3 separate regions of the Mus musculus genome follow, and all the other regions are linked to region 1. The links are chromatin loops, found by intact Hi-C in ENCODE. Cell type or tissue: gastrocnemius. All regions are shown on one strand. Each heading gives the region's core, and the rest is flanking DNA. Links, peaks and the distances in the headings are about the cores only. Region 1 overlaps Fam168a (family with sequence similarity 168, member A). Region 2 has its middle 5.4 kb from the start of Dnajb13. Region 3 has its middle 10 kb from the start of Gm35082.

Region 1 (10,715 bases), core at 1,014-9,013:
CACAGCGAGACCCCTCAAACTAAAAATCATATATAAATCAAAAGGTGTAGGAAAATAGTACTTCTTAGATAAGACAAAAAGAAAGAATTATGAAATGCGTGAGATATCTAAATTATCAAAAATCTGAAAGTCTGTATGACAAAAGAAAATTGATAAGTACAGAAACAGAAGACATTTTAATACATATCACACAGGACTGATATGCAGAATAAAAGCTCAGATCACTCAACAAGAAATCAAAATCATCTAATAGAATCTAGTCCAGCAATCCAGAGAGAGAAAAATTAGTTGACTAGGGAGGAGAAAAGGAAAAGATATTCAGACACACTAGTATCTAGTTGAATACAAACAGATGGAACACATTAAGCATCTCAAATAGAATGTTTTGTTGAGGGATTTTTTTACATGTGTCCAGTGGGATATTATTTCCCACTCTTGTAGTATACCTATCTGGTTTGGGCATCAAGGCAATACTGGCCTTAGAATGCATTAGCAAGTGTTCCTTTTCTGGCCTACATTTTGGCAGAGTTCGCTGTGTTCTCAGAGCACTCTTGCTCTTGTCTGAATACTTGGTAGACCTCAATCTGGTCTCCAGCTTACCTTCCAGGACATTTCTTTCCTTACTTTTTTTTTTTTTTTTTTCTTTTTTGGTTTTCGAGACAGGGTTTCTCTGTGTAGCCTGGCTGTCCTGGAACTTTGTAGACCAGGCTGACCTCGAACTCAGAAATCCACCTGCCTCTGCCTCCCGAGTGCTGGGATTAAAGGCGTGCACCACCACGCCCGACTACCTTCCAGGACATTTCTTGACAACTAATTATCTTTGTCAAAAGTCTATTCAGTTTTTCAGGGTGGTGTGGGGAACTGTTTTGTTATTTTGTTTTTAATTTTGTCATGAGTCAGTGTTGATAGTTTGTTCTCCTAGGAAATTGTCCATTTCACTTAGGTGTCTCAGATGACAACATACAATTGTCTCATAGCAAACTCTCATATGTCTTTTTATTTCTACACGACTGGCAGTAATATCCCCTGTATTTTTTTGGAGACAGGATCTTATGATGTACCTAAAGCTAACCTTAACTCACCACCACCCTGCCACAGATTCCAAACGTTGGGATTACAGGTATATATCTCCATGACCTGATTCTTTAAAACAATATTTCATGTGCATGAATATTTTGCCTGTATGTGTTGCACCATGTGCATGCACTGCCTGAGAAACCCAGACGAGGATGTTAGCTCAGGTTACCTAGAAATGCGTTACAGATGGTTGTGGGTGACTGACCTCAGCTCCTCTGCAGGAGAGTCTTAACCATTGAGATATCTCCCCGCACCAATTTTCCTAATCTTTTTTAAAAAATGATTTATTTTTGTTTTATGTGCACTGGTGTTTTGTCTGTATGTATGTCTGTGTGAGGGTGCTAGATCCCCGGAAATGGAGTTACAGACAGTTGTAATTCACCATGTGGGTGCTAGGAATTGAATCCAGTCCTCTGAAAGAGCAGCCAGTTCTTTTAACCACGAGCCATCACCTTGCCAGCCCCCAAGTCTACTAACCTTTTTAAAAGACTTTTTTTTTGCTAGATTTTCTCTCTATTCTATTTTCTATTTTCTGCTCTATTTCATTGATGCCAGTTCCAATTTTTATATCTTCTCTTCTACGTATTTAAGTTCCACTTCTCTTCTCTTTGCTAGTGAGTGAAGGTGAACCACTGGATTTTTAGAGCCCTGGCTTTCCCCAAGGAGGCATCACAGTCCACTGGAAGAGCAGGCGCTACACCATTCACCAGGCATTAGGTCACAGACTAGCCTTTCCCTTAAACCTCAGGAACACATGTCCTGTATGACAGGCTAGAAAACTGGAAGAATATTCAAAATTCTAAAGGCTGTATTCAAATTACACGCAAATATTTTGCGAAGTTGTAGGTACTTTTTTGTTTGTTTGAGACAGGGTCTCTCTGTCATCCTGGGTGCCTTGGGGCTCACTATGTAGACCAGGTCGGCCTCAAATTTACAGAGATCTTGCTGCCTGTGTAGTAGGTACTTTTGGGGATTCTTTTTTGTTTGTTTCTTTTTGTTAAAGATTCCCTGTTGCAATGCTCATGGAATTTAAGACTATAGTGAAAAAATCAATTGTGGGCTGGTAAGATGGCTCAGTAGTTAAAAGCACTTACTGTTCTGGGCAGAGGACCTAAATTCCCTGTTGCAATGCTCATGAGATAGGTTCTACCATTATTTTTGTTGCACAGATGAGAAAAATAGCTAGAAAAACAAATTTACAGTTTGGGCTACACAAGTTTAAGGCTAGCTCGAGCTATAGCACAAGATCCCATCTTAAAGACAAAATCAGAGAGTGAGACAGAAACTAATTTACCTGCCTAAGCATTGTGGTTGCTGCTGTGGACCGGGTAATTCATCACTCACTCTCAACTAATTTTGCTGTGTCTGTCCTTGCTCTGAGGCTAAAATACTCCTTTCTCGGCTCTTCTAAAGCCCAGGAAAGCCATGTAACTTAGTTCTGACCAATGACACAAAAAAATTCTCCTGGGGGAATTCTGTTAAGTCTTTGTTTTATTAGTGACAGGGAGAGCCATTTATATCCCTCTATATCCTTAAAAAAAATTTTTTTACTATTATTCTTTGAATGTATATGGATGTTTTGTTTGCATGTATGTTAAGTATGCTTGCTGCATGTGGCCTGGTGCCTGTGAAGGCTAGATTTGAACCCCTGGAATTGGAGCTACAAACAGTTGTGAGCTGCCAGGTAGGTGATGGGTGCTGAGAACTGAACTTAGGTCCTCTGGAAGAGTAGCTATTCACTTAACCACTGAACCATCTCTTTAATTGCAACTCTTTAAAAAAACAAACAAACAAACAAACAAACAAACAAGCCACCACCACCAACAAACCCCACAAAACTTAATTACACAAAACACACAATGCCAAGAGTTATTGTAGTTATCTCAGATCAAGAGGAAAAAGCTGAAAGTCATGAGAGTATTGATTTTGAAATCATTGGCCTATCTAATAAGTCAATGCTACCTGCACTAATGTCACCTCTAGACTTGCAGGGATATGTGTGCTGGGACTGGGACTACCCAGGGCCTTGTACAGGCTAGACAAGCCCTCTACTTTTTACTTATTTTTAGACAGGCAGATTCTTGGGGGTTGGTGGCCAACCAGAGTGGCCTACTTGGCAAGTTCCAAGTAGGTGAGAGATTACCTCAAAAAAACAAGGTTGTAACTCCTGAAATATGAAACCTAAGGATGCCCTCTAGCCTCTATATACACACATGGAAGCATGAAGACTGACTGTCTCTCAAAATGAATAAAATGGGAAATCTTGCACTGTGTATGTTTTCCCATGATGACTTTTCTTTTAAGTATACTTATGCTAGGCATGGTGGCGCATGCCCATAATTTTAGGATTTAGGCTACATAGGAAAACTGATTCTCAAAGGAAAAAGTTTTCTGTGGGGGAGGTCTCTGCAAACACCAGGATTGGTAGAGTAAAATCCGCAGGAGGCAAGGACAATTGGTTTAACATAACTCAGTAGCCAGTGTTGTATCAAACTTCTACAGCAGCAGTTCTCATCCTATGGTTGAGACTCCAAAAGGGTCACATATCAGACATCCTGCATATCAGATATTACCATTCATAACAGTAGCAAAATTACAACTATGAAGTACCAAAAAATAATTTTATAGTAGGGGTTTACCACAACATGAAGAACTGTATTGAAGGGTCACAGCACTAGAAAAGCTGAGAACCACTGCTCTAGAGTCTGACACCGGCAATTTATTTTAGCCATATTTAAGCACAGTGCAAGTTTTGGAAAGAAGTTTCCTGGTAACAATCATCACAATAAAGCTAAAAGCATAACTACCTCAAAACTATTCTGTAAAGTACATTCCATCTCTTCCCTATGAATGGGCTCTGTAGCTTACGGGCCTTGGGGAGGATCTGGGGTTATCACAGAGGTCACCAAGCTACAAAGAAGATGTGACATCTCTCCTAAGGAAGGCTTCTATTGACTGAGAAGTGATGCTCAAGATAAGGGCCTAGGGAGAAAGAGTCTGGGATAAACCTAACAGTCTGGGGATTGAGGCTGGAGTGGGCTCCTCTGATAGCACAGAGCACCAGCATCCACTCCCAGCTTTCTCGGCAGAAAACAGGTATCCATTTCTTCCACTGAAGAGACAACCCTGTGTGTCTAATATTCCTGGTTTCTTTATTGCTTATCTTTGAACAAGGACCTAGTACCCTCTACAGGTTTCTTAAACCTTTTACTTATGGTGACTCTTATAAGCTGAAAGAACCTGAAAATGTTGCTTAGCTGAAACTAAAAAACATGAGTAAGCAACTAAATAAATACATGAAAAATGATAACAGCACTTACCTGAAAAATTGCAAATGAAGACAATGTTTATAAAATACCTTGTCACCTTAATGATAATAACTAATGGTAGTTATTACTGTAATAACTAATCGCAGCAATGATTAATGTAAACTAATGATAGTGACATCCAAATGTTATTGCTTTTTATTGTTTTATTTATTTTAAAAAGGTTTATTTATTTATGTGTATGAATATTTTGCCTGCCTGTATGCATGTTTACTGCCTAGGAGTCTGGTGCCCCAGGGGCCTGAAGAAGCTGCAGGATCACCTGGAAGTAGAGCTACGTGGTTACGAGTTGCCATATGGGTGCTGAAGTATGAACCCAGGTCCACTGTAAACACAGATAGTGCACTTACTGCTGAGACATCTCTCCAACCTTATTGCGTGTGTGTGTGTGTGTGTGTGTGTGTGTGTGTGTGTTGGCTCATATGTGACACAGAGAATGTGGTGAGTGTGCGCACATAAGAAGTGGGGAAGAAAGGAGAGATGGGGGGAGGGGACACAAACAAGAGAGAGCAGAAAGAAGACTAAAAAGGCCATCATGGTGGTACATTCCATTAATCCCAGGTTTCAAGAGCCAAAGCCAGACAAATGGGCTAATTAGGTCTATACAGAGTTTGATACCAGCCAGAGCTACACTGTGAGACCCTGTCTTAATTAAAAAAATAAATAAAATAATAAGAGAAATTGAAGACTCTGATCACCAGAAGAGTTACAGAGAGCTATCAACTCCTCAGAGCCAACGGTCACATAATCTAGGCTGAGAGATACAAGACTAGCAGCTGCTAAGGACTAAAGGTCCTAGTATGGGCGCTGGCACACCTACAGAGCTAAAGTCTACATGAAGACTATAACACTAGAGGGTGCTAACTGCTTCTTCCTGAATTCTGCTCCTGTTCCTGGTTGCATGCAGAAGAGAGAAACGTCTTATCAAGGTCAATATTTTCTGATCTGAGAAGGTTAGGGTGGTACAAACCAAAGACTGCTAGAATAAAAGAACTTTTAAGGGAAAATAAGGTAATGTGCTCAATTTTAAAGTAAGTTGAGCAATGTATGAGACAGTCACGGAGATGTTGGAAAGATAGCTAGGATAAATAAATCAGAAGCTCAAAGGAAGTGTCTACCACACTATAGGTCAGTATTTAGATATCAACTGTGCCTTCAGGCAACACCAACTTTCAATAGGTGAACAGAGAAAACCCTGAAAGGAAACTACAACTCAGAAACAGCAGAAGAAGTAGAAGAAAAACAAACAAAAGTAAACAGAAATTTCGTAGCAGATTAAAGAAAAGCAAAGGAAGCTTGCTTTAAGGAGGAGGAAGGAAGGAAGAGGCAAGTGAGATGGCTCAATGGGTAAAGACACTTGTCACCATGCCTGAAGAAGACTTGTCACCAAGCCTGAAGACCTGAGTTCAATCCTGGGAAGGAGGAAGGCAGTTCCTGCAAGCTGTCCTCTGACACACATGAATGCTCTGATGTGTGCCCCACCACAACAAATGTGTTCAAAAGGGATGCTTTATGCTTTTTCAAAAAATAAAAGAGGGAGGGAGGGAGGAAGGAAGGAAGAGGCAAGTGAGATGGCTCAATGGGTAAAGACACTTGTCACCATGCCTGAAGACTTGTCACCAAGCCTGAAGACCTGAGTTCAATCCTGGGAAGGAGGAAGGCAGTTCCTGCAAGCTGTCCTCTGACACACATGAATGCTCTGATGTGTGCCCCACCACAAAAAATGTGTTCAAAAGGGATGCTTTATGCTTTTTCAAAAAATAAAAGAGGGAGGGAGGGAGGGAGGGAGGGAGGGAGGGAGGGAGGGAGGGAGGGAGGGAGGGAGGGAGGAGGAGGAGGAGTTAGGGAAATATCTCAAGGCAGAGTGCTTGTCCTGGGTCTGACCTCAGCAATGCACAGGTCAGAGCATATGCCTGCAATCCCAGTTCCATGGAAGTGGAGGCAAGAGAATCAGGATGAAATTCAAAGTCATCCCTTGAAGCCTCAGACACAGGAAAACATCCTACCTCTTCTTCCCCCGAAAAAAAGAAAGAAAAGAGGAAAGACTTAAAAGGAAGGAGGCATTAAGGGTATCAACTGGCATAGAAGCATCAAGTTAAGATGAAGTCTAAAACCAGTTCATTAGATTGAGCAATAAGGAAAGCACCCATAACTACAGTACAAACCGTTCATTCCATCAGCTTCTTCTTCAGTGAAGTTGAAAAAGGTAAGTGACCTGAGGGGTCTTTTCTGAACAGAGGAAACCAGCTTCATCAAAAGAGTGTTAGCAACTTCAGGGGTTTGAATTTGATTTCCTGGCTCATCTGAGATGCTAATCACTGTGGTACCCAAAATAGCCACATATTCCATAGCAGTAAAAGCATTTACTTTGTAATTTTTAAAAAAATCTGTGATTAGTTTAGGTCCTGCTATATAGATAGTATGACCTTGAAGCTGATCCCCCAGTTGTTTCTCTTGGAAAGTAAGCGCTGTCGCTCTAAAGCTGTTTTCAAATTAAATGAGAAAACCTTGGGGGAAGTTCTATGTAAAGAACAGAGCACCGGACAGGGGAAATGGCTGAAGGTAAAGTGCTTTCTTTGCAAGCGTAAGTACCTGAGTTTGGAACCCACATAAAAATCCAAATATGACTATATGTTGTTATCCCACTCTGGGGCGGTGGAGACAGGAGGACTGACTCCTGGGATCTGCTGACCAGCCAGTCTGACTGAAAATCAGTGAGTTTGTCTAAAAATCAGAGAGCCTGTCTCAGAAAATAAGGTAGTGAGCAGGTAAGGAGGACAACCAACATGGATGCACACCCTCATCACACACACACATGAAGTATAGCAAGTATAGCTATCAGATACTCTTAAAAACAATTCCAGGAAATCAAGAGGGACAGACCGACACAGAAAGACAGACAGGCAGAGAACTGAGCAGGGATCTGGCCGCTGAAAAGACTATTTTTTAGTCATATGTTTTAGACATATCAGATCATTTATTGTCTCTGTAGGCTGACAGCTTTATTAATATTATCAAGGTTTTCTAGCTGATAAACTGATACACCTTTTTTGCTTGTTTGAGGCAGGATCACTATGTAGTCCTGGCTGCCTCGTTAGTGAAAAAAAGAAAGAGAGAAATGGGGAGTTAGGAATGTCAGATTGTGGATTTTGTTTTGTTTTCTTTGGATGCTGGTTTTTTGTTTTTTTGTTTTTGGTTTTGTTTTGTTTTTAGTTTTATTTTGGAGGTGGGGAGGAAGTCATAAACTTATAGCTATGGCTGGCCTTGAACTCTCAATCCTGCTGCCTCTACCTCCAGAATATAGAGATTATAGGTATGTGCTACCATACTCAGCTAAAGTATTTGTAACATTTGGACATGTTGTTTGCTACAGTCTGAAACCAGAAAATTCATAGGGCACTGTAACTGGTTTCAGTCAGCATAAGAGTGGGAAGTACCCAGGACAGAATATGGGAAAAGGAAGATGAAACGTTAGTTATTAACTTGTGGTAGCGAGACAGTGAATATACAGCACAATGCCCAGCTCCAACCCAGATCATTTCTACAGATCACTAAATTCTCCATCTTTTCATTTATATAATGGTAAGGTAAAGGCTTCATACATTCTTAAGTCTTGAAATTATTTTCTAAATGAGATTGGGACCCACAGAGCAAGTTGATAGCAGACACAGTTACATTAACTACTCTTTGCCCCCTTGTGAAGAAAAATTCTGTCTTAGGGTTTTCATTGCTGTAAAGAAACATCATGACCAAGGCAACTTTCATAAAGGACAAATTTTAATAAGGGCTGGCTTACAGGTTCTGAGGTTCAGTTCATTATCATCACGGCAGGAAGCATGGCAATGTCCAGGCAGACATGGCACTGGAGGAGCTGAGAGTTCTACATCTTGTTCTGAAGAAACAGGAGAAGACTACTGTCTTCCAGGCAGCAAGGAGGAGGGTCTCAAAGCCCACTCCTACAGTGACACACTTCCTCCAACAAGGCCACACTTATTCCAACAAGGCCATACCTCCGAATAGTGCCATTCCCTGGGCCAAGCATATTCAAACCACCACAACTTCGAACCTTTTTTTGTGTTTTTCTTGTAGACTATATATTGAGGCACAAAAGTGTAATAACTTATCAGATGTCATCACATACTGGATTTGGTTTGGTTTTTCTCTTGCAGTACTGGAGATTAAATGCTAAGCTATGTGCATGCCAGGAAAGCCTTCTATCTGCTGGGCTATGCACAGCTCTAAATCTCCATCTCTATATTCCAATCTCTTTTCTCCAAAAGGCATATTCATTGCTGTGCTTTACAATAACCATTGGCTAGGGACTGTACTAGACCCATGAACCAACCACTGGTTTAGGTCATTATCTCATTTTATAGTTGAGAAAACTAAAAATCAGAAAGGTTAAAATAACTCTACCAATGTGCCACAGCCTATCAGTAGTAGAGCTTAGATTCTGGAAGTTACAAATATCAAAACAGAGTTGTTATATCAAACCTATCAAAGTGAAGGTCATGAGGAAGGAGTCTGTATGAACCTATGTCTGCAGTGGGGTATTTCCTGCATGTATGCCTATTACAGGATTTATTGCAAAAAGTACTTCTAGACTGCATTATTTGTGCAAATAATCCAGTGGCACAAGGACCTAACCTAGCAAGACCTATGTCACCAACAAGCCACACCGTCCTCTGAACTGTCCCTGTAACCGATGGTCTTTGTTTCAAATCGTTTATGTGAAGCTTTGCTTTTTCTTAAACATTTCTCCTTTGCCACAACCTCCCTAAATGTGCCTATGTCCACTACAGCATATGTAGCCTGAATAGAAAGCCATAAACATACTAGCCTTAGGAAAAATTCTTTGGCACCTGGAGCGATGGCTGAGTGGGTAAAGAGTTTGCTGTGCAAGTATAACAACCTAAGTCTGGCTCCCTATGACCCCGCCCCGTGTGTGGTGGTGGGAATGAGAGTGTTCCCATAGGCTCAGGTAGTGAATACTTGGTCCTTAGTTGATACAACTGTTTGGGAAGGATTAGGAGGTATGGTTTTATTGAAGAACTGGACTTATTAGAAGGTGGGGACATATTGCCACTGGGGGTAAACTTTTGGGATTTCAAAAGCCCAAGCCATTCCTAGTTAGTTCTCTTTGCCTCATGGTTGTGTCTTAAGATGTGAGCTCCCAGCCACTGTTCCAGCACCATGCCTGCCTGCCCCCATGCTCCTTAGTGTTGAATTCTAACTTTCTAAAAGTGTGAGCCCCAAATTAAACAATTTTTTAATAAGTTACCTTGGTCACAATGTTTTGTCACAGCAACAGGAAAGTAACTAAGATACCATATAAAAGCTGGCACAGTACTGCGTCTCTGTAATCCTTACACTCAGAGTAAGATGGGATACAGGCGTAGGAGAATCCCGGAAGCGCACAAGTCAGCAAATCTGTCAGACACAGTGCAGTGGCAACAGAGAGAACCTGCTTCAAAGAAAGTGAAAGGCAAGGGCTGGTGACACCTGACATTGTCCTCTGACCTCCAGATATATACTGTGGCATACAAGCACAAAATTAAATAAATTAAAAAATAGGTCTGGGGGCTGGTGAGATGGCTCAGTGGGTAAGAGCACCCGACTGCTCTTCCGAAGGTCGGAAGTTCAAATCCCAGCAACCACATGGTGGCTCACAACCACCCGTAATGAGATCCGATGCCCTCTTCTGGTGCGTCTGAAGGCAGCTACAGTGCACTTTACATGTAATAAATAAATAAATAAATAAATAAATAAATAAATAAATGAATAAATAAATCTTTAAAAAAAAAAAAAAAAGGTCTGAAGAGATGTTAATAGAGCTGTCAAGAGTGCTTGCTATTCTTACAGAATACAGGAGTTTGGTTCCCAGGAGCCATGTTAAGTGCCTCATAACTACTTTTAACTCCAGCTCCAGGGGATCCAGTATCCTCTGATCTTACTTCAGCACCTGCAGACATGTAGCATGCATACAAAGAAACACATAAACATACAGATAAATAAAAATAAATCCTTTTCATCTCATGTTGACACTCTAGATCCCTTTTCTGCTCAGAACACACACTAGACCTCTGGGTGACACTTGGATGCTTATACCATCAGAATATTTGAAGAAGAAAAAGGGCTCAGGAGATGGCTCAATGCTTAAGAGCACTGCTCATGCAGAAGACCAGGGTTCAGTTCCCAGCACCCATATGGTAACTCACAACCTTCTGTAACCCCAAATCTAGGGTATCTAATGCCAGAAGAGAGACTCCGAGGGCAGCAGGCACACATGCAGTACATATACATACATGGAGG
Region 2 (10,715 bases), core at 1,275-9,274, 280 kb after region 1:
ACACTATTGCTGGAATTTCCAACCCCAATAAGCCCATATAAAAGTGATGAGCCGGGCCCTCAACTGTAAACCTAATTCCTCCCTAGGAAGGGTCATCAGCTCTATAGCTTTAAGGACTATTTAAGCAGGTGAACTCTACACTGTGTTGTCTTGGGTTGTCCTGATGCTGTTTGTATTCTACTGTTAATTCTGCTTCCTCAAATGGGGTTGCCCATGAGCAGGTGAGCCTTCCTTCTCCCCATTTTAACTGGCCAATAAAAGCTAGAGCCTGTGATTGGCCAGAGTAGAAAAAAAGGTGGGACGGGAGGTCTTTGAGAGTGGGGGCAAGTAGAGAAGAGAGAAGGGAAAAAGAGGAAGAAGAAGGAGAAGGAGAAGGAGAAGGAGAAGGAGAAGGAAGAAGAAGAAGAAGAAGAAGAAGAAGAAGAAGAAGAAAGAAGAAAGAAGAAAGAAGAAAGAAGAAAGAAGAAAGAAGAAAAGAAGAAGAAAAGCCACGATGGAGCAGAACCTTGTGGCCAGGAGAAACCACAAGTAGCGAGGGACTTATAGCTGGGGAGTAAGTTAATGTAGATATAGGCTTATAGCTTACAATTATAACAATTGGATTGCATGCTTTTTATGCGGGCTTATTGGGGTTGGAAATTCCAGCAACCGTGTGTCTACAGCACAGTCCGTTGAGATGTTGAGTAGCTTGCCCATATCTTGTCTAACAAGTATTTCCTCCCTCCCCACAATCTTATTTTCCTCACGTCAGAAAAGGCTCAAAGCCTTAGGTTCACTCCCGTTCCCGGTCAGCAGAGTCTGTCAATCTTCCCTTCAGAGTCTGTAATTCCTTGCCTCACCTTTCCCAGCCCTCAACACTGCACACGGGGGACAGGACAAGTCTTTTTTTTTTTTTTTTTAAGAACAGCAAACACCTTTATTACACTATGAATGAGGCTCATTTGCCTTTCTGGGCTTTGATCTTCCGCAGGTAGAACTCCAGCCCCTTGCCTTCGAGCACACAGCCCTCTGCTCGGCCACGCTGGCCTGGTCCTGAGGCAACGCAGGCGAGAAGCTCGCCCTGCTGGAACTGCTCCTCCAGGAGCCTGCTGATTTGGGCATTCTTTTTCCTTTTGTCGTATTTTCTTTTGAATTTTCTTTGATCATTTTTTGTTTAAAATCTCTTCCTCCTCAGGAGTCAGCTTGGCCTCCTTCTTGCGGCCCAGGGGCAGTGCATAGTGAGACTCGGACCACTGTCGGTATGGTGTGCTGTCAATAAGCACAAAGCTGTTCTTCACCAGGGTCTTGGTGCAGACAAGCTCATTGTGGACAACATCAGTGATCCTTGTTTTGCGAATACAACACTCAGAGCCCCAGGAAAAATTCCCCACATCCCATCTCAGGGCACAGTACTTCTTACTGCCTCCTCGAACTCGGACTCTGTGTATATGGCGAGGGCCAATCTTAGTGTTGGCAGCAAGCCGTCCCAGCTCATACTTCCGCTTCTTGTGATAGGGTTTTCTCGTAACCCTGGTCTTCCAGTGCTTGTGCCAGTTGTCCTGAGAGATGCCCATTGCTTGGTGCTGGCTGGAAAGAGCAGAACAATTCTTTTGAAACCTAAAAGCCCACCCTCGGTGACACAACTCCTTCAACAAGGCCACACCTCCTAATCCTTCCCAAGCAGTTCTACCAACTGGGGACCAAATCTTCAAACATTCGAATGTATGAGCCTGTGAGGACTGTCCTCATCCAAACGACAACATCTAAAAGATGAGGACTTTTTTTCTTTCTTTTTCTGCTTACAAAAGATAATGTTTCCAAGGGCAGGAAAAGCTAAGGTCTCCAGCATAGTTTTGTTTGGAATATATGCATTTATTATCAGATATAATTGGACAATGGTTTTTTTTCATTTTTAATTGTATGTATGTGTGCACTTATGTATAGGTATGTGCATATAAATACAGATACCTACGTAGCCCAGAGGAGTGGAATTCCTAGAGCTGGAGTTGCAGATGGGTACCAGAAGAGAGCATTACATTCCTTCGAACTAGACTTATAGGCAGCTGTGAATTGTCATGTGGGTCCTGGGAACCGAACCTGGGTCTTCAGCAAGAGCATCAATTGCTCTTAACTGCTGAGCCGGGTCTCCAGTCCCCTCAGGCCTTCTTTTCCCCACTGAGTGCAGTTAGTGCTGCTCACATGTATACAAGAGTGAGACCACCTACTGGCACATTGGTATCCTACAGTTGTCCCCCTCAAATAAGGACTCTTCCACCACCAACTCCAGCCCCAGCAGCCATCAACTGCCAAAATGCATGCTGCATCCATGGTTCTAGGGTCTTACCTTTCATTGAAAAATTAATAAAATGTTCCTCAGAGGAAAAGTTATATATTCAGAACCGTATGCATACAACTTAGAGATGCAGAGAGACCCAGTCTATTGGTGCCCCCCACCCCCACCTCAGGAGCTGACCCTGTGCTGAGCCATGCACAACACCAATGGGGTTTCAGACTACCTGTGTCCTATAGAGCAGCGCTGACCAGTCAGAGGTGCTGGAAGCACACCCTGTGATGGCCCCTCTCTTACTCTTGTGGTCAATAAATCTCTCTGACTCAAGCTCGGCATGGTGGTGTACAGCTGTGTTCCCAGTACTCTGGAAGCTGAAGCGAGAAGGTCAGAAGTTCAAGACCTCTTCAGCAACAGGGTGAGTCTGCAACCAGCTTGAATGTAAGAGCCCATCTGAAAACCCATCCCCCCACAACTCCCTAGATTAATGAAGGTTAACAGTAGGGTTTTGTTTTCAAATTTTCTTTTTGAGGATTTATTTATTTATATTAGATATATTTATTTTATGTACAATGTGAGCACACTGTCTCTGTCTTCAGCACACCAGAAGAGGGCATTGGATTCCATTACAGATGGTTGTGAGCCACCATGTGGTGCGGTTGTTGGGAATTGAACTCCGGACCTCTGGAAGAGCATTCAGTGCTCTTAATCATCTCTCCAGACCCTGAAGGTTTATTTTTATCTCTCTCTCTCTCTCTCTCTCTCTCTCTCTCTCTGTGTGTGTGTGTGTGTGTGTGTGTGTGTGTGTGTGTGTACGTACATGTATGCCATTGTTGTGGGTGCCTGTAGAGGCCAGGAGAGGGCGCTGGATTCCCTGGAGCTGAAATTACAGGCATCTGTGAGTTGCTCAACATGGCCTTTGGTAAAATACCAAGTGTTCTTAACCAATGAGACATCTCTGCAGTCCCCAGAGTAACACTTTTTGAAATTAAAGAATACTAGACTTCCTTTGAGCTGTGAATTCTTGGTCCAGGTTGCCCTATGGGAGAATCAGATTTGCACACGCTGTTGAGACAATCTGGTGTGATGTTATCACTTTCAAACCCCTGATCCCTTAGAAAGAAGTGATAGTAAAGAGGATGGACCCTGACTCGTGGTGAGGTGACACTCCAGTCAGCCGTCCTTCTACCGTAGTCATCCGGCAGGTCCTCACAGAGCCAGCACTTAATCCCTGAGCCATCTCTAGCTCTCCAGCACTTGTGTTTTATTTACTTATTTTGTTTTTGATACAGGCTCTATCTGCACAGCCCTGGCTGCCCTGGATCTTCCTTTGTAGCCCAGGCTAACCTTCGAACTCACAGAGAACCACTTGCCTCTGCCTCCCAAGTACTGGAATCCATGCTAGGATTAAAAGTGTGCACCGCTATCACCATCGCCTGGCTCCATGCTCTCAAACAAAATAATGCCAAGCAATTTTTATGCCTTTTAAACTGTATAAATATTAACTTATCAGTACAAAAGCAAAATGAATTCACATTTGACCAAACTGGGTTTGTTTTAACAAACATACAAACAAACAAGCAAAAACTACTAGGTGCAAAGCGCTATGTAAATCTGAGATCTCACTGCCAACTTTAAGGTATCAACTTAAAGATGTTATCAAATTAAAAACAAAACAGGAAACAAGATGAAGGTGACATTGGCCTGATCAATGTGCGCACACATACACACACACACACACACACACACACACACCCCTTTAAAAATTATGTATCTTTAGTGAGGCTATGCCAGTGCCTGGCAAATACAGAAGTGGATGCTCACAGTCATCTATTGGATGGAACACAGGGCCCCCAATGGAGGAGCTAGAGAAAGTACCCAAGGAGCTGAAGGGGTCTGCAACCCTATAGGTGGAACAACAATATAAACTAACCAGTACTCCCAGAGCTCGTGTCTCCAGCTGCATATGTAGCTGGGAAGAGAGGCCCCTAAGTCTTGCAAACTTTATATGCCCCAGTACAGGGGAACACCAGGGCCAAGAAGTGGGAGTGGGTGGGTTGTGGGGCAGGGTGGGGGGGAGGGTATAGGGAGCTTTCGGGATAGTATTTGAAATGTAAATAAAGAAAATATCTAATAAAAATTTTAAAATTATGTATCTTTAAAATATGTGTGTGTCACGTGATATGTGTGTGGCATAGATTCCCCTGGAGCTATGTTACAGGCAAGAGTGAGCTGGCTAATTGTGGGTGATGGGAATCAAACTCAGGTCCTCTGCAAGAACAGCAAATGCTCTTCATCACTGGGTCTGCTCTCCGTACCCACACCACTATGTTTTCTAGAGTTTTCTAGAGCTGATGTCCTGGTTGTGACCGCTCTGATTCTCTGTTGTCCATCTTGTCTGCTGTAAAGCAAAGCAGCTCAGTTTTCGGCAAAGACGCCTTCCCCGGTTCTCCAGCGCCCCCTTGTGACGTCCAGTGAGAAGTGCCTGGATCTCTCACTGCCCGCCAAAGTCCTCACCATGGATAAAGGCTTCTTTGTGTATATACATTTTGTATTCTATTTTAAATTATTTCAATCATGTGTAAAATTTACAAGAATCATACAAAATGTGGTGTGAACCTCCTTTTTTAAGGTTTATTTATTTATTATATGTAAGTACACTGTAGCTGTCTTCAGACACCCCAGAACAGATTCAGTTATCATTACAGATGGTTGTGAGCCACCACGTGGTTGCTGGGATTTGAACTCAGGGCCTTCAGAAGAGCAGTCGGTGCTCTTAACCACTGAGCCATCTCTCCAGCCCTGGTGTGCACCTCTTATCGCAGCTGTTGGAGCACAGAGGCAGGGGGTAAACAACCTGGTCTTATCTCATAGCAAGTTCCAGTGAATCCATAAAAAGGTGGGGAGTCGTTTCATCAAGACGTCTCAGTGAGCAAGGGAACTTGCTGCCAAGCTTGATGATAAGGGTTGGTCCTTAGAGCTCAGGTGACATTCAAGAGAACCAGTCTCTGCGTGTTTACACACGCATGCACACACAGAGAAAGGGTGGGGGGTGGGGAGAGGTGGTTCAGTGGGTAAAGTGCTTGCTCCACAAACATGAGGTACAGAGTTTAGATCCTGGGAATCATGATCCCGGGAATCATGTAAAAAGCTGAGCATGAATGACAGTGAGGTGTGCCTGAAAGCTTGTTGCTAGAAGGTAGAAACAGGAGAATCTTTGGGGCTTGCTGGTCAACCAGTCTAGCCAATCCATGATCCAGGTTCAGTGAGAGACACTGCCTCAAAAAATAAGATGAAGAGCAAAGGAGAAAGATACCCAACATTGACTTCAATATTGACTTCTGGCCTTCATATGCACGTACAACTGTGCAGGGACCCATGTTGCACACAGGCACACGCGCGCGCACACACACACACACACACACACACACACACACACACACTGTAGTGGCTATTCCTGGTTGTCAACTTGACAATATTTGGAATGAACTACAATCCGGAATTGGAAGGCTCACCAGTGACCCTTATCTGGAGGCTTGGAGATCCTTATCTGGATCTTGGTTTGAAGATCTTGAGCCATAGTGGCTATGGATTCCAGAAGATTGAATCTCCGAGTTTAAGGAACACACCTTTAATCTGGGCTACACCTTCTGCTGGAGACAATATAAGGACATTGGAAGAAGGGAGTCTAGCTCTTGCTATTGCTCCTTCGCCTGCTTGCTGCGTGAGACTGAGTAACTGCTAGATCCTTGGACTTCCATTCACAGCTGCGACTGAACAATTGTTGGGAATTGGGCTGCCGACTGTAAGTCATCAATAAATTCCTTTACTATTTAGAGACTATCCATAAGTTCTGTGACTCTAGAGAACCCTGACTAATACACACACACACACACACACACACCAGTACAAAAGAGTCCTGTATGTTCCTGTTCAGTTGTTATAATTCTGTACACACAGTTTGTATATGCTGTATGTTTTTCCTGGCCCATTTTAGTGTAATGCATAAACACTCCACCCTGTCATTCTAAAATACTCCAGGATGCTTTTGCTAAAGTGAAAGTCATTCTCCTGCCTCATCACTATGCAGCTATGAGAACAAGGCAATCACCATTGTTTCTGTCCTGTTACCCAGTCTGCAGGCTGCATTCTGTTATCCTAGCAACGCCTTTCCTAGCCACCCTGTCCTCGGTGGCCCAGGATCTGATCCAGGAGCATGGAGCACATTACAGTGCTTTTTCTCGGACGGAGTTTCCCAGCTTTTCCTTGTCTTTCATGAGCCTGATGAGTTCGGAACAGAATCCAATTGGAGTTATGCTCTTGGGTTGGGTTTATCTGTTATTTCCTCATTCGATTTAGGTTTCACATTGGACAAGAATAACACAGAAGCTATTTTTGTCCTTAGAACCTCATACTGGGAGCCACAGGACTCAGATTATCCGATAACTGATGATATCCATCTACAACTACATACTACGCTAACAACACAGGAAGAGACTAACCCAAGGGAAAAAGCAGTCCAGAGTTCCCGACCATGCCCCTGTGTCTGTGTTGGCAGAGACCTTTACTATGGAGGCGTCATGGGGAGTCTGGGCACTTCTGGGAGCCAAAGCTGGAGTTGCAAGTATGGCAGGAGCCTGAACCTTGGTTTGAGTCTTTGTATTGTCCTTGGGCTGAAAGATCCTATTATCCCAAGCTTGGGGTGAACACTGTAAACAAATCAGTTGAGCTTACAGTTGGTCTCCTTTGGAGCCTTGTGCTTAAACTCAGTAGGCTTTACTAAGGCCTTGCTATATCCTCAAGAGTGCACTCGTGACCTTGGTCATGGTTTCTGTGACTTCTTTAGGTCCTGTGATTCTTGGCAAAATGTATGTTCCTTAGGAGATTGCTATCTGTTCTCTTAGGAGACTCATCTCTGTCCTCGTGGCTGGGAATTTTTGCATGTCTGTTGCATGCGTGTATAAGGGTGTGCTTTCCCATGTGTGCTCAGGTGGAAACCAGGAAGTGCAGGTTTCCCATATGGCCAGTGAACCCCAGGACACACCTGCCTCTGCCTGCCAGCACTGAGGTTACACTTCCACCTCACTTTTACATGGTGCTGGGAATCCAAGCTCAAGCCCCCATCTTGCCTGTTTGAGCCAGACTCTTGTGTAGCACAGGGTGGTCTCAAACTCACTGTGTTGACATCAGGAATGGGTGGGAAGGTCAAGCTCACATGCTGACATTGCCGATGAAAATGAGAACAACTGCATCAGGCTACCTCACAGCTGAGTGATAGGCCCTCTGTGAACGTCACTGCTCAAGAGACTTGTCTGTACAGGATATCATTTATATAAAATTTAAAGTATGAAAGGGCAGGTGTGTTAGAAGTGATCAGAACGAGCCAGTTGTAGTTGTCTGTCAAACATCATCAGACATGTTCATGTACAGTAAAGCCACAAAGAGAAGCAGAGAGGGACAAGCAGACAGGGAGGGGACAGGAAGGGGACACTACATGATGCTCCTCCAGCCAGAGATGTTCCAGGATTGATCTTTGAGCAAATAAGCAGGGTTTTTTTTTCTGGTCCTGCTCTCTCTGGCCCAATAAGCAGTTTTATAAGGAGGAAAAATAGGAGCCGGAGAGATGGCTTAGCAGTTAAGATCACTTACTGCTCTTACAGAAAACCCTGCTTTGGTTCCCAGCACCTACATGGCAGCTCACAACTGCCTGTGACTCCAGTTCCAGGGAATCCGATGCCTCCTCCTGATTTTTGTGAGCTCCTGCTAAAGTGTGGGGTGCACAGACATGCACCTAGTAACATGATCATATGACAAATAGGTATAGATAAGATAGATAGATAGATAGATAGATAGATAGATAGATAGATAGATAGATAGGTGATAGATAGATAGATAGATAGATAGATAAATAGATAGATGATAGATAGATAGATAGATAGATAGATAGATAGATAGATAGATAGATAGATGACTGACTGACTGGGGATACGGCTCCCTGGATAAAGTGCCTGCTGTGCAAACCTGACAACCTGAGTCTAGGTTCTCAGACTAGACTCTGAAAAGCTGGGCATGGTGACATGTATTTGTAACCTCAGAGCTGAGGTAATGGAGACGTGTAGACAGATGGTTCTGTGGAACTGCATGGCCAGCCAGACTTGCCAAATTGGTGAGCTTCAGATTCATTGAGAACCTTGTTTCAAAAATAAAGTGTGCATGTGAAAGATGTTTTAGTGGTTAGTTGCACTCGTTAATTCCAGAGGACCTAGGTTCAATTCCCAGCACCCATATGGCAGCTTGCAACCATCTGAAACTCCAGTTCCGGAGGGTTCAACACTCTCTTCTGGCCTCCAAAAGCACCAGGCATGCACATGATGCACATACACACATGCAAGCGAAACATTCATTATACATGCAAAATAAAACAAATAGGACCAGGTGGTGACCACACACACCTTTAGTCCTAGCACTTGGAAGGCAGAGGCCCATGAATCTCTATAAGTTTGAGGCCAGCCTGGTCTACAGAGCAAGTTCCAAGACAGCCAGGACTACACAGAGAAACCCTGTCTTGAAAAATTAATTAAAAAACAAAGTGGGCAACTGAGGAAGGCATCCAATGTCAATCTCTGCCCTCTAGTATGCACACACATGCACTCACATCTGCACACACATGGAAAGGAAGAGAGAGGGAGAGAGAGAGAGAGGAAGAGGAAGAGGGAGGGAGGGAGAGGGAGGACATTGATATTATTCATATTTATGACAATTGTATCACTTTTTTTAGTTTTTTTTTAATTAAGATTTTATTTTCGGTATGCGTATGTGTGGATGTCTCTGGGTGGCTATGTGCTGGTGAGGACAGGTGAGCACAGAAGGCCGAAGAGGGTGTCTGATCCACTGGGGCTGGAGTTCCTGGCTGGTGTGAGCTGCCCAGTGTGGGTGCTGGGACAGAGCTCAGGGCTGCCTCTGTCCTGTGTAAGCATCTGCTCTTAACTGCTGTCTAGCAGTTAATGTAGCACACTAATGGCACACACTAACAGGGAAATTGGGTGGAGGGAAGATGAGAACATTTTAATTTCGTTTTTCTAAAAATATAAAACTATCCTTCAATTAAAAAAAACCAGAGCTGGACAGTGGTGGCGCACACCTTTATTCCCAGCACTTGGGAGGCAAAGGCAGGCAGATCTCTGAATTTGAGGCCAGCCTGGTCTACAGAGTGAGTTCTGGGACACCCAGAGAAATCCTGTCTTGAAAAACCAAAAACCTAAATAAATAATCAGCCAAATACATTTGTTTTTTAGAAAAAAAAGTACTTATTCAAGTATTTATAAAGTACATAGCCAAGGCTGGTCTTACACCATACTCAACTCGTTCTCAAAAAACAAAACAAAACAACAAACACTTTTAAGAGAGACAAGTTCTCACTATGTAGCTTTAGCTGTCCTGAAACCTGTGATAGTGAACAGTATGTTTAGAGGATAAATTTACTGTGCTAGGCTTGTAGAAACAAAATTGTTTTTAACTTGTATAAGCCATAAGGAAGTTGCCCCTACCTGATGTGCCAGGTGAGCAGGCCTGAGATGGACCACTTCCTGGTACAGGTGGACTATTGTTTAAAAATTGCTGATTGTTACGAAACATTTCACTGGCTCTGCTACTCATACAAGGTTTGGGTCACAAGATTAAACAGGCTAACTGCTGTTATGTGAAACGCCAGCTTGCTTGGATGGCTGAGGCACCTGTTGCATGGCTGCTACAAAACCAAACCTTGACCACACACAGACACGATATGAGTTCATTTGGCTCCCAAAATTATAACTTTGTGAACCTTTTCTTTATAATACTTTGTCTAAAAATAGCCAGAGTCTTACCTAGAGAACTCTCTCTAGTTTGGTCCTGAAGTTTTGTTTTTGTTTTGTGGTTTTTTTCTTTTTCTTTCTTTTCCTTTCCTTTTTCCTTTCCTTTCCTTTCCTTTCCTTTTTCCTTTCCTTTCCTTTCCTTTCCTTTCCTTTCCTTTCCTTTCCTTTCCTTTCCTTCTTTTTCCTTTTCCTTTTCCTTTTCCCTTTCCTTTCCTTTTCTCTTTTCTTTTCCTTTTTTCCTTTCCTTTCCTTTCCTCTTTTCTTTTCTTTATTATAAAAAGCCTCTAATTTATTAAAACCAAAACCGAGTCGGCGTATCTCTGGGCGACCCCAGACTCACAACAAACTCATTATGTACATTAGGCTAGCCTCCAGCCCACAACTACCTCTGCTGAGTGCTGGGATTAAAGATGTTGCACCACTACAACCGGCTTTGTTCTGAATATTTTAAATTAAAGGTGATTTCTGTACTAAAAAATAAGCAAAAAGGCGCTCGGGAACTCCAGTTTCTGAGCTGTGTGACCTTTTTCGGGATCACGGAACCAGTTATGAGCGCCCCAGGACCATTTGTTCAAGATGGAAAGACTACAATTCCC
Region 3 (10,715 bases), core at 1,795-9,794, 110 kb after region 1:
ATTAGATATTTTCTGTACTTATATTTCAAATGTTATTCCTTTCCTAGTTTCCCCTCTGCAAACCCCCTATCCCCTCCCCCTCCCCCTGCTCCCCAACCCACCCACTTCTGCTTCCTGGCCCTGGCATTCCCCTACACTGGGACATAGAACCTTCACAGGACCAAGGACCTCTCATCCCATTGATGACCTACTAGGCCATCCTCTGCTACATATGCAGCTGTTGTCATGAGTCCCACCATGTGTTTTCTTTGGTTGGTGGTTTAGTCCCAGGGAGCTCTGGGGCTACTGGTTAGTTCATATTGTTGTTCCTCCTAGGGGGCTGCAAACCCCTTCAGCTTCTTGGGTACTTTCTCTAGCCTCCTTCATTGGGGACCCTGTGCTCCGTCCAATGGATGGATGTGAGCATCCACTTCTGTATTTGTCAGGCACTGGCAGAGTCTCTCAGGAGACAGCTTTATCAGGCTCCTGTCAGCAAAGCTCTTGTTGGCATCCACAATTGTGTCTGGGTTTGATGGCTGTTTATGGGATGGATCCTCAGGTGGGGCAGTCTCTGGATGGTCGTTCCTTCAGCCTCTGCTCTGAACTTTGTCTCTGTAACTCTTTCCATGGGTATTTTGTTCCCCCTTCTAAGAAGGATTGAAGTATCCACACTTTGGCCTCTTCCTTCTTCTTGAATTTCATGTGTTTTGTAATTTGTATCTTGGATATTTCCAGAGGTCTTGAGTTCAATTCCCAGCAGCCACATGGTGGCTCATAACCATCTATGATGAGATCGTCTGCCCCCTTCTGGCCTGCAGGCATACACACAGGCAGAACTCTGTATACATAATAAATAAATCTTTTTTTTTTTAAAAATGTAGATCTGTAAAATGTAGATTGTCCCAAGAAAGTGACTTCTAAGAAAAGAAAATTGCAACAAAGGATAAATGAAGTTGTTAATGCTCCAGGAAGCATAAGACATTAGGGGACAGTTGGTAAGCTGGGAGTGACATTAGGGAACAGTTAAGCTGGGAGTGACATTAGGGAACAGTTGTTAAGCTGGGGGTGACATTAGGGGACAGTTGTTAAGCTGGGGGTGACATTAGGGGACAGTTGTTAAGCTGGGGGTGACATTAGGGGACAGTTGTTAAGCTGGGGGTGACATTAGGGGACAGCTGTTAAGCTGGGGGTGACATTAGGGGACAGTTGTTAAGCTGGGGGTGACATTAGGGGACAGTTGTTAAGCTGGGGGTGACATTAGGGGACAGTTGTTAAGCTGGGGGTGACATTAGGGGACAGTTGTTAAGCTGGGGGTGACATTAGGGGACAGTTGTTAAGCTGGGGGTGACATTAGGGGACAGTTGTTAAGCTGGGGGTGACATTAGGGGACAGTTGTTAAGCTGGGGGTGACATTAGGGGACAGTTGTTAAGCTGGGAGTGAAGGCACACAATGGCGGACAACCCAGCACTAGAGAGGCTGAGTCAGGAGGATCATGGGTCTGAGGGCAGCCTGGGCTACACACCCTTATGTCAAAAAGAAGAAAGGGTCAGGGATGTACCTCAGTGGGCAGAATGACTGAGTAGCATGCACTGTCCTGGGGTCGATCTCCAATATGAGATCGAGTTTGACAAACCTGTAATCCCAGCATTCCTGAGGTGACAACAGGAGGAATTAAGCCATCCTCAGCTATATAGTCATTTGAGACTAGCCTGAGCTACATGAGTCCCTGGAGAGAGGGAAGGAGGAAAGGAGGGAGGGGGGGGAGGGAATTATTATCATCAAACCACCATCATTATTATTATCTTTCATCAGTACATAATTTCACTTTGTGCCTATTTGTGCTCATCTTGATTATGGCTTAGCAAATAGTCACTGCACCTCCCTCCACTAAGAAGGGAGTGGAGCCCATTAAAGTTGGGCTGGGCTATATGGCTTATTTTGGCCTGTGGAATGTTCCTAGACTTTACGAGAGCAGTGGCCTTAAATGGGCTTGTGCTGTTTGACTTGGCTCTCCCACCTCAGGGAGCTGCCATGGAAAGAATATGCCCTAGGGGGACTCCGATCCAAGTTGAATGAGTACACGTAGAGCAGATCCACATCTAGACCCAGCCTGAAGTTAACTCAGCCAGCCCACACAGGAGGCCGAGCCTCACGCCAAGCGCAGCCTGGAGCTGCTGCCCAGCAAGCAACCTGTACACCAGGAGAGTGAGCGAAAGACTGAGTCTGCAGGCAATGCAGAACACCAACTAAAACAGGAAGCGGCAGCACTCGGATGAAGGATGGGTATAATCAATAAGCACACAGGCCTCGAACCATTGATGAGGCTCTGTGTTCCAGATGAGGCATTGAGCTCACACGTGTTCATCATATTCTTTACGTACACCTGCTGTCTGTGCTATCATCTATTAACTTTATCACAACATAAAGACAATCCAATAAAAAGAGGATATGTAAGGGGGCCCACCTGCAAGATGGCTCAGCAGGTAGAGACACCTGCCATCAAGTCACCTCATGACCTGAGTTCATCCTCCAGGACCAGCATGGTAGAAGGAGAAACCAACTCCCACAAGTCATCGCCTGTTCTCCACACCCGTGCTGTGACGTGTGTATGTGTGCATGCAAACACACACACATGCACACACAAACATACATGTGTGCGAGAGCGCGCGCACACACACACACACACACACACATGCATGCACACAGGTGCACACATACAAGAAGGAAGGAAGGAAGGAAGGAAGGAAGGAAGGAAGGAAGGAAGGAAGGAAGGAAGGAAGACAGATAGACAGACAAAAAGAAAGAAGTGATGGAGGTAAGAGTTTGAGGCCATAGCCTGCAACCACCATTTGTGTGCTAAATAGAAGGTGGTTTTCAAAAGCTAGGGGCCGACCTCAAGGCCTGGAGCAACCCAGAGAAGGTTGGGGTCCATGGAATGCAAAGACGGAGAAAACTGGTGCAGCTGATGCAAATGGTTGGGTCTCAGTAGAATATGATATATGAGGTTACACTTTCTTCCCTTTTTGGAGATATGGTTGTGTGTAGCCTAGGCTGACCTTGAACTTACTATGTAGCTGTAACTCCAGATCATCTGGCAGCCACCTCTGAGTGCTAGAATCCCAAGTGTGTACCCAGGGCTTGGTAAGGCGGGATGCTAGGCAAGCAATCTACCAAGCTTCCTCCCCGTCTCTTTATTTCCCTCTTCACCCCTTTCTGGATTTCCCAAATACTCCATAATAAACATGTATGAGTTTTTTAATCAGAGACCATATGAAAGAATATTATGTCAGGCAGTCTGTTACTTTTCAGTGGGCACTCTCTTCTCTGTTGACAGCAATGAATCACCATTGGTCGAAGTCTGACCTGGTATAGGTCTTCCCCTGGATTTCACACACACACACACACACACACATTGATTGAACTCAGATCAGATTGTCAGGCTTCACACACACACACTCACACACACGGTGGTTTGAATGAGAGTGGCCCTCTTAGGCTCATATGTTTAAAAGCTTGGTCTCCGGTTGGTGCAACTGTTTGGAAAGAATTAGGAGGTATAACCTTGTTGGAAGAGGTGTGTCAGGGGGCAGACTTTGAGATTTCAAAACTGCAAGCAATCCCCAGTTAGCTTTCTCTGCCTTGTGCTTGTGGACTTAGATGTGAGCTCTCGGCTATGTCTGCCTGCTGCCATGCTCCCACCATGATGGACTCTAACCCTCTGGAACTGTGAGCACCAAATTAATTGCTTTCTTTTATAAGGTGCCTTGGTCATGGTGTTTTATCACAGTGATAGAAAAGTAACTAAGACACCCCCTGGCCATAAAGATAAAGATCAAGTGTGCTGGGGGAGGGGCTAGGGAAGAGGCAGAGTTTTAAGAGACACATCCTAACCAAAGAAAAATGGGACAAAAGAGACAAGAAAGGAAATTTCCTAGATATTTACCTCTAGGTTTCATAACATCACAATGTCTGGCGATGATGGAATCTATGACAGCCTCAGGCAACCTCAGGATGAATGTGGCTCAAGGGAGAGCTAGGAAGGCCCCAAGTGACAAGCTGAGCCCCTCATGCACTGTTCTGATAGGTGGAGTCTAAAACTTCTGTGGCTCAGCCTGGTGGTGGTGGTGGTGGTGGCGGCGGCAGTGGCACACACCTTTAATACAGACACTCCAGGGAGGCAGAGGCAGGCAGATCTTTGAGTTCCAGGCCAGCCTGGTCTACAGAGTAAGTTCAAGGACAGCCAGGGCTACACAGAGAAACCATGTCCTGAAGAAACAACAACAAGCTGTTGGTTAGGTGACTTTTCATTGGGAAGATTCAGTTTTTGTCTCAGACTGTCCTAACTAGCACAGGATTTTTTTTTTCTTCACTTCACAGTATTAAAAGGACTGACCCACTTGTAAGGCCTGGAAGGTTTGTTTCATGTCCCCAGACTGACAGCTTGGCATCTTTGAATTAACCAGAGGAGAAACCGCCTGACAGTGCAGTACTAAAAACCAAGGGCTCTTCCTTTATCACAAGGATGCGTCCTCTACAGAAGATCCAAGGTGACTGCCACGGAATTCTTCCTTCCCCCTGCCCACCCTACTAAAAGTGCCTGTCCCTAGCATTTATGTCAGCAAAATACATTCTTTTTCCATTTTGCCATTATTTTTCCTGGGACCCTGGTCACAGTGCAGCTGGGTAGCAGTTTTTGGAATTGCTCCTGCCCTACTTCTCATCTTGAACGTTTCTCCCTATTACAGTTATTTTATATTTGCACCTCTGTGCCAGGACTGCTGGTTTATAAGACCTTGAGACAGAGATACTAGAAGGAACACAAACCAGCCTTCACCATGTCACTGGACTCTGAAGCAGGCCTCCAAGAGAAAGCTGGGCTGGGCCAGGTCTGCAGGCCTACCAGCGCCATCTGCCGGCTAGGTCCTACATCTTCTGTCTCAAGCTAGATCTCCACCACCACCTGGGACAGCAAGTAGCCCTTAGATTGTTCCTTTATTTTGTAATCTGGGAATCAAAGGCAGGGCTTTACAAGTGCTAAGAAATTGTTCTGCCGTGTGTGGTGGCACACGCTTTTAATCCCAGCACTTGGGAGACAGAAGCAGGCGGATTTCTGAGTTCGAGGCCAGCCTGGTCTACAGAGTGAGTTCCAGGACAGCCAGGGCTACACAGAGAAACCCTGTCTCGAAAAACCAAAATAAATAAATAAATAAATAAATAAATAAATAGCCACAGACATGAAACTTCCGGATTGTAGGGAGTAGGGTAGGGCCACACTTGTCATCAACCCCTGCTCAGGAAGTGTTGCTTGCCTAGGTTACATAGCGAGTTCAAGGCCAGCCTAGGCAACTTAAGTGAGCTCCTATCACACAACAAAAGCAAAACAAAACCCCACAAGCAAACAACAACAAAACATCTCCAAGGTTTTCCACTCCACACAATATATCTTTTTTCTGCCATCCTGTGACTGTCCACAAGGATGGGTCTCCTCTGTGCTATCCAGGATGCCAGGGGCCATTCTCCTGGCTTTCACACTAACTCTCTATCGCCATTACTGGAGTAGAGAAAAGTGCCAGACTCGAGGGCATCAACCGTGTGAGAATGACCAAGGTCCTCCTACTGTGCTCTGAGAATGCCAAAGCCAGATCTGGGAACTTCAGAAGACCCTTCAGTCCCCTTCCCCTCCACCTCTTAACTCATCTCCTCTTTATGAGCAACAGGCTGTTGGTCAGAACCACCTTCGGGCCACAAAGGTGGTTGGTAGTTGACATCCAGGCTTGACTCTGATAATAATCTCCTGTGGAAGAACAGTAAGAAGATGTTACAGAATGACGTTTTGTTATCTTGTTATCAACATGGCCAAAGCATTGAAAAGTGCTGTTCTGATAAAGATGCACAGAGCTGGATGCAGTAACCAAATATGTCCACAAGGGTGCAGTAATGCCTCTCGCTAGCAGCTGGAGTTCGTCTTCAACCAACAAACAATTCAAGGTACTTTATCTTGTTAGAGCAGAAGGTCTGTGAGTGAAGGCAGATAATTTGATGTGCTTTTAAGTTACTTTCTTGGGCTGGACATGTAGCTCAGTTGGCGGAGTGTTTGTCAAACAAGCACAAAGCACTGAGTTTGCTACCCATCCTTGGGCCGGGCATGGTGGCACACGCCTTTAATCCCAGCACTCGGGAGGCAGAGGCAGGTGGATTTCTGAGTTTGAGGCCAGCCTGGTCTACAAAGTGAGTTCCAGGACAGCCAGGGCTAAACAGAGAAACCCTGTCTCAAAAAAAAAAAAAAAAAAAAAAAAAACCATCCTTGGTGAAATCAGGTGTGAGGGTATATACCTACAATCTCAGGGCATAATGAGGTGGAGGCAGGAGGATTAGAAGTTTAAAGTCGTCTTGGACTAAGTAAAATTCGAGGTGTGGTGTGTGTGTGTGTTGTCTGGGAGTGCGAGAGGGCGGGCAAGGGAAGGAGAGAGAAAGAAGGGAGAGAGAGATAACAGGGAAGAGAGAGAGAACAGGGAAAGGGAAAACAAGAAGAGAGGGAAAAAATGGTAAGACAAGAGGAGAAAGCTGTATGCGTCAAGGCTTCCTTTTTTTGTTTGTTTGTTTTTTGAGACAGGGTTTCTCTGTAGCCCTGGCTGTCCTGGAACTCACTTTGTAGACCAGGCTGGCCTTGAACTCAGAAATCCGCCTGCCTCTACCTCCCAAGTGCTGAGATTAAAGGCATGCGCCACCACACCTGGCTGTTTCAAGGCTTCCTTACACACATACACTTTTTAAAAATTACTTTTTGGGGGCTGGTGAGATGGCTCAGTGGGTAAGAGCACCCGACTGTTCTTCCGAAGGTCCAGAGTTCAAATCCCAGCAACCACACGGTAGCTCACAACCATCCGTAACAAGATCTGACTCCCTCTTCTGGTGTGTCTCAAGACAGCTACAGTGTATATTACATATAATAAATAAATAAATCTTTTAAAAAAAATAAAAATTACTTTTTGAATCAGGGTCTCACCCTTTAAGCCAGGCTGCCCTCAAACACATAGGAATCTGCTTCCCTCTACCTCCCAAATACTGGAACTAAAGATGTACACCACCATGCCCAGTAAAAAGATTAAAAAAAAAAAAAAGTCATGCACAGAGGGACAGGGCTACTTTTTGTAACCTACCATGTCTCTTATGACGCTTCCTATATACTTTTCCAGAAATATACTACACACACACACACACACACACACACACCCCTGGCTTTACATCAAGCCAAAGCCTGGGAATCTCTAATAGGAGCTAATGAATATTCATGACCCCAATTGAGAAGATTAAAGAGCACAGACAGTGCCATGATTCTGTGACTGGTACAGGAAGGCCCTTAACATTAGGACACTCAGAGGAGCTCAGAGCTCAGTCCAGACCTTTCAGGGGGACTCTGTGGGGGTGGTAGCTCTTCAGCTGTGTTCAGAAAGATAGAGCTGAACATATGGGTCTGTGGTCAGTTAGAATGCCAGGTCACTCAGAAACCAGCCCAGGGTCATTTTAACATGTGGGACAGACACCATGGTTCTTAGGAACACCAGCTCTAGAAAATGCACTTTTGATCTGGGCTCCACAAACCCCTGCCATTTATGAGGTCTGTGAGGACGTGGTAGTGAACACCTGTAATCCCAACACTTGAGAGGCTAAGAAAGAAGGCTCTAGTTTGAAGCCACTCTGGGAAACACAATAAAATCCTCTCTAAAATAAAAGAAGGCCATACAGATCGCTGAGCAGTTAAGAGTGTTTGCTGTTCTTCCAGAGGACCTGAGTTCAGTTCCCAGCACCCACATCAGGTGACCCACAACTGTCTGTAACTCCAGTTCCTGGGGGATCTAACACCTGTGGCCTCTGTGGGCACCTGTACTCATGTGCACTTACCCACATGCAAATACATACTTACACATAAGTGAGAATAATAAAAATAAATATTTTAAAATGCCCTTAATGAATGAACCTTAATTTCCTTCTATTATGATTGTAAGCAGTAATAGCAGTGACTGTGGCTCTGTTACTAGTAGCAATCACAGGTATTTTCAAACCACTATTGACAAAAAATAAAATCAACCTAGTTAAGAACAAAGAAAATGACACTCATTTTGTGTACAAATTTAAGCAATGCTTTTTCCATATTTTGAGACAGAGCATCAGGTAGCCCAGGATGGCCCCAGACTTACTATGTAGCAAAGGATGACCTTGAATACCTGATCTCCCTCCATTCCCCAAGTACTGGACATACAGGTGTATATCACTCACTACTCCAAGTTTTATCCAGTGCTGGGGATTGAACCCAGGATTTTATGTGTGCCAGGAAAGCACTCTACCACCTGAGCTACATGACCAATCCTCACGCAATCCTGAAAGTATGCTCCAAGGTTCTATACAATAACAGCTGTATTTATAGCTTTAAACCAAAAGAATTGGGAATCACATTACTTCCTCCCTAGGAATGAGATGAGGGGACACAAGGAGAGCTAGGTTTACTGGCTGCTCTTCCGAAGGACCAGGGTTCAGTTCCTAGCATCTACAAAACGGCTCACAACCTTCTCTAACTCCAGTTCCAGGGATCTGATGCCCTCTTCTAGCCTCCTTGGGTACCACATGTACATGCTGCATGGATATAGATGAAGGAGAGCATCTAGGAATACAGGGCTTCTCTGTGTTACCCTGGCTGTTCTGAAACTCACTCTGTAGACCAGGCTGGCCTTGCACTCCCAGAGATCCATCTGCCTCTGCCTCCCAAGTGCTGAGATTAAAGGTGTGCACCACCATGCCTGGCTTAAGTAAAATCTCAAAAAAAAAAAAAAAAAAAAAAAAAAAAAAAAAGAAATTGAAGCAGCATATGGGGGTTGGGAGCACTTCATATAAAAATAAAAAACCTAGGGCTGGAGAGTTGGTCCAGTGGTTAGGTGCACTGGCTGCTCTCCCACAGGATTGGAGTTTGATTCCCAGCACCCATATGGCAGTTCATAACTGTAACTCCAGTTCTAGGGGACCTAGTGCCCTCTCTGGCCTCCATGATCACCTGGCACTGGTGGTGTACAGAGATGCATGCAGGCAAAACACTCATGCATACAATAAACATCTTTAAATACAAAAAGGAAATTTAAAAACCTATTAACTATTTTCTTTTTTTGCTGAGGTCAGTACCCAGAACTTCCCATATCTTAACAGCCCATACATCTCCTTTTTGAATAATATTCTGCATCCAGGAGCCTTGCTGTCTCATCGGATGTATGGGGCATTGTTTCATACTGCCATCAGCACGTGCTCTCCTCCTCAGGAAACAGAATCTAGTCATTGGTCAGAAGATGAACACAGGACAGAAGCTGGCCAATCCCTTTCCTTCCCTGGGACTTTTCCCTCCTAGAACTGGCAGACAGGGGAGGAGCGAAGCAGATACTGAGGCTCAGGCAGAAGAGGAGGTTCTCATTTCGTTTAATGTAGACTTAGCTTTCTACACAGAACCCGATCTCCTGCCTGATCCTGGCTGTTTTTAAAAGTTCCTCAGCACTAGGTACACTTATGCCTGTAAAGAGCTGGGATTCTTGCCATTTTATGACTAGAGGGTAAATGTGTTCAAATTCATTTTTAAATTATTCATAGTTCTACCGCAAACACATAAAACTGGAGCAAAATCTCAAAAATACTTGGTGTTGTGAGCAGCACTTGAATGTGGGTGGGTTGCTCAGTGGAGGCGAGGAGTTTTGTCTGTATGAAGGGCCGGTAGTTGAGAAGTCACTTCCTGGGGCAGTCCTGTCTTGGAATTGTCTCTTAGACCACTGGGACCGTGACACCTTCCTCTCCTCGCCCTGCAGCCAGTGTCTTGGAAAATGTCTATGGTAGACCCAGACAGTTCGAGCTGGGCCTTGAATAAGGTGGTCTTGTGTAGGACATGAAGAGGCCAGCAAGATACGTAAGAGAATAAAGGTGATTGTTGTCAAGTCTAGAAACCTGAGATCCACACAATGGAAGATCCAATTCCCATAGCTGTCCTCTGATCAACACAAACTTACCATGACACATATGTGTGCATGTACACACACACACAATAAATAAATAAATAAATAAATAAATAAATAAATAAATGGATAGATATATAAATAAATATAATTAAAAATTTCCCACCTGGTGTAGTGGACTTTAATCCTAGAACTCAGGAGACAGAGGCAGGTAGATGAATTTCTTTGACTTCCAGGCCAGCCAAGTTGACACAGTGAATTTTTAAAGACGTATTTATTTAGGTACTGAAGAGATGGCGGTACTGAAGAGATGGCTCAGTAGTTGAATGTACTTGCTACTCTTGCACTAGACCAGGCACACATACATATTAAACAAATAAACGACTCTTTTAAATATATTTTTAAAGATTATTCACTAAATGATTTTTTAAACTTTTTACTGATTTTTGTGAGTGCACCCCAGTCCCACTCATTTCCCATCCCCTGTATCCACCCCCCCTGCTGCAACTCCCCCACAAGATAAAAACCCACATAAACAAAAATAAACAAAGCATAGAAAACATCTCGTCTGCTGTCTCAAGCAAGCAGCATGACTGGTCATGATGGCTAGGAAAGATCCCTTTACCATGGAGGAGGTCCCAGAGAGCAAGATACAGCTGCTTCCCCAGCCCCCAGTCTGGGTATCTTTTTGTTCTAGTTTGCTTTCTGTGGCTATGACAAAACACTAACCAAAAGCAACTTGGAAAGAAAAG

What was found. Peaks named below come from ENCODE experiments on the same cell type or tissue, not always from the same donor. Only the 100,000 strongest peaks of a DNase experiment are listed, where the experiment ranks them.
Region 2: a loop joins it to region 1, with 2.3 times the contacts of the local background. A loop is called at or near these places in 6 of 42 quality-filtered maps.
Region 3: a loop joins it to region 1, with 8 times the contacts of the local background. A loop is called at or near these places in 17 of 42 quality-filtered maps.

What each region holds. Positions count from the first base shown.
Region 1 is chr7:100,793,550-100,804,264 of GRCm38, reverse strand. The region is part of intron 2 of Fam168a (family with sequence similarity 168, member A); the gene reads right to left. Among named protein-coding and RNA genes, the nearest start is that of Relt, 65 kb to the left of the region's middle. In gastrocnemius, for the core only: a CTCF peak has its summit at 5,246 (motif pointing right); no DNase peak of the experiment used is centred there; H3K27ac peaks cover 1,439 bases.
Region 2 is chr7:100,514,852-100,525,566 of GRCm38, reverse strand. It overlaps the pseudogene Gm8463. Among named protein-coding and RNA genes, the nearest start is that of Dnajb13, 5.4 kb to the right of the region's middle. In gastrocnemius, for the core only: a CTCF peak has its summit at 4,729 (motif pointing left); a DNase peak (open chromatin) is centred at 4,720; H3K4me3 peaks cover 199 bases; H3K27ac peaks cover 447 bases.
Region 3 is chr7:100,679,994-100,690,708 of GRCm38, reverse strand. No RefSeq gene overlaps it. Among named protein-coding and RNA genes, the nearest start is that of Gm35082, 10 kb to the right of the region's middle. In gastrocnemius, for the core only: CTCF peaks have their summits at 4,892 (motif pointing left) and 5,896 (motif pointing right); DNase peaks (open chromatin) are centred at 4,876 and 5,904.